Regions from separate parts of the Homo sapiens genome. Here region 2 is linked to region 1. Evidence: chromatin loops called from intact Hi-C (ENCODE). Cell type or tissue: PC-3. All regions are shown on one strand. Each heading gives the region's core, and the rest is flanking DNA. Links, peaks and the distances in the headings are about the cores only. Region 1 holds the start of LOC102723516 (a long non-coding RNA gene). Region 2 overlaps LINC00639 (long intergenic non-protein coding RNA 639).

Region 1 (2,929 bases), core at 261-2,760:
ATGAACTGGCCCCTGGTCAGCCCTCTGACCCCGTTCCCTGTGTCTCCTCCATGTTCTGTGCTCTTTTTTATTATTCTACAAGTGTATCAAGCAGGCTTCTGTCTTGGTGCTTTTTCACTTGTTCTTCCCTAAGCATTTGTGTGACTCATACCTTCTCTGTATTCACATCTCTGCTCAAAATGGCATCTCCTCAGACAGACCTTCCTGATATCCTCTTCAAAATAGTTCCTGGACTCTACCACCCACAGCATTAATCTGGATTTGTTTATATCTGTCTCTTCTACTAGAATGTGCACCCCTGGAAGGCAGGATATTTTTACCTTCCAGGGGTGCATAGTCTAGTACGAGAGACAGATTGCCTATTTTGCCCATTTTGTTTGCCTATTTTGTTTGCTCTCAGCTGTCCCTGGACCATACTAATAAGAATAAAACAGATATTTGCTGACTGAATACAGTCAATAATGTGTATTGATGATAGTGATACTGAGTTGGAAGATTGAAGGAATGACAATAAGAAAACTTTATATCCCAGCACTTTAGGAGGCCGAGGTGGGTGGATCACCTAAGGTAAGGAGTTCGAGACCAGCTTGGCCAACATGGTGAAACCCAGTCTCTACTAAAAATACAAAAATTAGCTGGGCATGGTGGTGCATGCCTGTGGTCCCAGCTACTCAGGAGGCTGAGGCAGGAGAATCGCTTGAACCTGGGAGGTGGAGGTTGCAGTGAGCCAAGATCGAACCATTGCACTCTAGCCTGGGCAACAAGAGTGAGACTGTCTCAGAAAAAAAAAAAAAAGCTTTAGGAATTAAGAAGTGCCTTTAAAGATGAAGGACAATTAAGTTTTAAGTTGGAAATAGAGTACACAGTCTACACAGGTCAAGGAAAAACTCAAAGGCCTTTGGCTTTGGTAGGCCCTCTGAAAGGATGAAGTCACCAATGTAAGACGTTAGGCAGTGGTGGGGATTCTGGTGGGCTGGGCGGTGTATCCTGGCCTAAATGTATTCAAATCTATTAACAAAAAATAAAAAACGCTGTGCTGGCTTAAAAGATACTTCTAAATGTAGAGCAAGATTCTGCTCCAGCTGTCAGTTTGTAGCTGCTGATAGCATACAAATTCTATGAAAATGCAATTGTGGTCCTTCTAATTACTTGTTATAAATATAAAAATACCTGTTGTAAGTCACAGAAAGTGCACTAAGTCAGGAAGTTTGGCCTTTTGGACTCTGGAAGATTCTCTGTAGCTTTAGACTAACGAGTTAGCTGTTGTAGGCTTCAAGTTATTCACTCCTTGGCTGTGGATTAAAAAAAAGTCACCCTCTGGGTTACAGGCAGAAAAATGTTTTTAATTCCCTAAAGATGACTCATAACATTAAAAATAATTGAAACAATATAAAGCATTTGAACTGTTAGAAAAAAGTAGCTTTATACATGTATTTTATTTCTTCTCTTTTATTCTGCCTAAAGAAAAGCATATGTACCTTCAGCCAAATCTTTCATTTTAATCCATGTCCTATCCGTGAGTAATACATAATGAATATATTGATGAATTACTATGCAAGCTGAGAAGCTGCATGCTGGCTTGCTCGAGGATTCAATTAAAATGGAGCAACATTATTTGTAATAATCAAATGTTGTTTTGAATAAGTAATTCAAGTAAACAATGCAATTAGTAAAAAGTGATGATGATAAAGTTGAGTGGGGGAAATTCTTATATATAAATTAAATATAATTTTGGAATTTATAAAATAATAGTTTGTTGGAATGGAAAAGTTTATGCTGGAATTAATAATAAATTTCTGAAGAAATCTTTTTAGTTTGCAATACTTACCTAACCTTCTTTGATACTTCAGGCTGTTCTTTTAGTTGGCTAAGAAGTTCTTTTAGTTTGCAATACTTACCTTACTTTCTTTGATAATACAGGCTGTTCTTGCCCTGCAATAAAGAAATCCCTAAGACTGGGTAATTTAGAAAGAAAAGAGGTTAATTGGCTCACAGTTCTGCGGGGTGTAAAGGAAGTGTGGTGCTGGCATCTGTTTGTCTTCTGAGAAGGCCTGAGGGAGCTTTTACTCATGAGGGAAGATAAAGGAAGTGTGGTGCTGGCATCTGCTTGGCTTCTGAGGAGGCCTGAGGGAGCTTTTACTCATGATGGAAGATTAAGCGGGAGCATATGCTTCACATGGCGAAAAGAGGAGCAAGAGAGAGAAGAGAGAGAAAGAGAGAGCATAGGGGGAGGAGCCATACACTTTTAAACGACCAGATCTTGTGTAAACTCATAGCAAGATCTCACTTATCACCAAGGAAATGGCCCAAGCCATTCATGAGGGATCCACCCCATGATCCAAACACCTCCCACCAGGCCCTACCTTCAACAGTGGGTATTACAATTCAACATGAGATATGGGCAGGGACAAATATGCAAACTACATTGAGGTATAATAAAATTTTAATGTTTTTATAGTGCTTTACTTCATGTTAGTGTAAAAGACTGTCCCTGTGCAATGGACAGGTCTAGAGCTAATATAAAAGTCTGGACTATATCTATACTATATTAAATAACTGAATGAAAAACATTCCAGGAAAACATTCATATAGTATAGCTAACAAATCAAACATCCATTTGTTTTGAATGGTCTGGATGTTTCTAATATCTGAATAACAGTTCCTATTTTGATAATTTGCTATCATGTTATACGCTGCTTCTGGGATAACCTTTAGTTCAAATTCAAGGGAAAATGCAATTTTCATTATTATTGTTTGGGTGGGAGAATTATGGGAGCTAATGTTTTTATGAGCTAAAAAGAAACTCAAAGAAGAAAACTTATCTCCCCATTGATCAAGGGTAGGATTCTGGAGTTTGGATGGCTTCTAGACCTCATAACTGCGCCCAGAAAGTTCCTCTCAATGTCTAAGCTAAGGTTATATTGCTCTG
Region 2 (2,929 bases), core at 165-2,664, 50 kb after region 1:
TTACTTGTCTGTGTTTCCCATAGTGTTCCTAGTGCTTAGCACAATGCCTTGCCCCTATCAGGTCTTTGATACACATTATTGAATAGATAAATGAGCAGTAGTGGGGAAGTAGGACAAATGGGTAAAGGGATCAGTTTTGGCCTCTGAAAGACATGTTGATTCTTGAGTAAAGGACTGATGTAGAAACAGATGGCTTTAGAACTGGTAGTATTACGGAGAATGAATTGGAAAGAAATGGGATGAATTTAAAGAGTACTGCTGGGACACTGCTGCTGTGATCCACGGGGGAAACCATGAGAACATTGACTCGTTACTGGGCATAGGAAGGTATGAATATGAGGACCTCAACTGAAGAAGCAAAGAGATCTGCTCCTAGTCACTTTGGGGTTAAATAATACACATATGGCTGTCAGGGGTCCACCCCAAATGGCTCAGAGAGGCAATGCTGAAAGGAGGGAATTTGGTTATAGGCTAGAAAGACCTTTTAAGAAAGAAAGGTGGACGATTACTAAAGCTAACCCTTTTCTTTCCTACCATCTGCTCTTCAACAAACCATGTATCTTAGTTGAAATTTTTCTGACTTGGTTACATACACCGTTTTCTCAGGGTGTGTGGCTCTGACTGCCTCCCCGGAGAAACTTGTTTAACTGTGTATCTAATGGGCTGCTCTTCAGTCTTCTTAATTTGCATTTTCAACATGGACAAGTTGCAGAAGTAATACAAGGAACAGCACATAACACAATCTGTTATCCAAAAGTTGGAAAACAGAGCCAGGAGGTTAATTCCTTGTGTTTGCAAATACTGAGAAAACACCACCAAAACAACATGTGTGCTTGTATGTAGGTCACGCGATGGATCATAATTATAAACTTTCATGATAATGCAATTAACAACAATATTTCTGAATAAAAATGAAAAAATATGTCAACATAGAGCCATAATGGGTGAGCAAATATTTGAAGTCTGCTTGCTCTATTCAAGGTATTGTGTATGTGGTGTATGACTGCAAACAAGTATAGAGAATAGTTTTTGCTCTCAGGGACCTTATACTTTGGATGAAGAGATAAGCTGTAGACCTATGAAAGTGTAAGTAAAATATAAGAGTAACTTAATGTATAGATGTGTCATTACTTAGGATTCTGGGTTTTAGATAACAAGTCAACTCAAGAAGTAAGCAACACAGGGGAATTTATTATAAGGAGACAGAAACATATCTCGAGATCAGGAATGCATCAGGGCCTCAGAAAAGGAGCTGGAAAAACTGAAAAGCCACTACCTCCCTTCTCTTCTTCCCTGCTCCTCCATCCTCCCACTGACTCATTTTCTGAGGTGCTCCACAGTCCCCACATTTGCATGTTGCTGACTGGCTACTTGATTCCAATACCAAATTTTTAGTTGAAGAAATATGTTTATGCTATTGGATTAAGCATCCATCCTTAGTCCAACTAACTGTGATTTGCATGGTTATGTAATATAGATAAAGCTGTCAGAGCTCAGAGAAGTCATTTTTAGATAAGGTGCTCATTATAGTATAAATATTTTGTTCAGGGATTATCTGTCCTTATTTTGCCACCAGCAGGCATGGCCAAACCACTGAGATTCCAACTGGGTAACAGTTTCCTGGGTTGTAAAAATAATGAGGACTTGTCATAACAGCTCATGATTTGGTCAGGATTTCTATTTGGTACTGTAGAGATTTTTCTATTTAATGGATGTTTGCACATACATTAATCATAGCTATGCTTGTTTGGAATGCCACTCTGCCATTTGTCATATTAGTGAATAGTCACACTTTCCTTTCTTGTATTTCGAAGTTTCCTTTTGGAGAAAAAAGTCTTTGGGGAATAGCATAGGATATATCTTTGTTAACAAATTAATTTTTAGGTATAATAGAGACAAATCCAGCATTAAGGGAAGGTCTGTAAATGTTCAGTAGAACTCTTAAATTATATTGCTTATGTGCAGTTCTCTCCCAAAATTTTAAATTAGTTTCATTCTCTCTTGTATTCAGTCTATTTCAATGTGCTGAGCTTGGTAGGAAATATCTGAAAAATGTGGTTCTTCCAAAACATCTTCTTATGTGAGGTCCACGAGACAAAGTGTACACGATTGCCATACAGTACAAAGGCAGTGGAATTATACACTACAGTTCAAATTGCTTGAACTGAACTCTGTGAAAAGATCTTGGATGGTCTTCAAAACCGTCTTTGACATAATTTTAATAAGGAGGTAATGTATGCAGTGAAGTGGCATTTGTTCACATTTGCGTTTGAGAAGGATTAATTTGCTAATATTGTTAGTTCCTTCACCTCTTTGCTAGTTTATTACTTAAATAGAGACAGCCAAACTTTTTGTCAGGAGAGCTTGTGAGAAATACTGAGTATGGTTTCATGTAAGGCACTTAGGCTATAGTGATTCTTCATTAGTAAGTTAAAAAGTGGAAGGACAGGATAAAATAAAAATAGAAATCAATCACAATCCAATATAGCATTGAAAATAATCTCAAAGAACTTTTTAGAAACTTCCAATAGAGAATTTAAAAAATAGAAATGGCTGTTATGGCTGTGTGCTCAGAAATAAAGTCAAGCTACTCATTGTCTTTAAATGAAATTTCAAACTATTAAAAAGCTGGTAACGATAGGGTTTGTATGTAATTGCAGAATATAATATAAACAGGATTTAAACATAAAGTCTAGGGATACGATTCCTTTATTGCTGGATAGAATGCTCATTGATTCATTCACTCTTTGGCCTGGCTCAGAATCTGAGTCCAGATGCCTACCAGTGTCATTCTAGGAAAATGAAATAAGTGGAATTATAATGAGGTTTTTAGTGTAAGGGAGTGTTTCTCCTCCACAGTAGCTGTGAGTGAAGCTGATGGGGCTTTCTGGAAAAGTTAGACCTCAATGTACTCTTGTCTCAATGGCAG

Evidence for each region. Hi-C counts contacts between places; a loop is a spot of excess contacts. Peaks named below come from ENCODE experiments on the same cell type or tissue, not always from the same donor. Only the 100,000 strongest peaks of a DNase experiment are listed, where the experiment ranks them.
Region 2: a loop joins it to region 1, with 8 times the contacts of the local background. A loop is called at or near these places in 2 of 110 quality-filtered maps.

What each region holds. Positions count from the first base shown.
Region 1 is chr14:38,950,032-38,952,960 of GRCh38, reverse strand. It overlaps LOC102723516 (a long non-coding RNA gene), which reads right to left and starts at 1,288. Exons shown (of 3, transcript XR_429358.2): 1 at 1,171-1,288. In PC-3, for the core only: no CTCF peak of the experiment used is centred there; no DNase peak of the experiment used is centred there.
Region 2 is chr14:38,899,831-38,902,759 of GRCh38, reverse strand. The region is part of intron 1 of LINC00639 (long intergenic non-protein coding RNA 639); the gene reads left to right. The region is part of intron 2 of LOC105370457 (a long non-coding RNA gene); the gene reads right to left. Among named protein-coding and RNA genes, the nearest start is that of LINC00639, 16 kb to the left of the region's middle. In PC-3, for the core only: no CTCF peak of the experiment used is centred there; a DNase peak (open chromatin) is centred at 1,669; H3K27ac peaks cover 372 bases.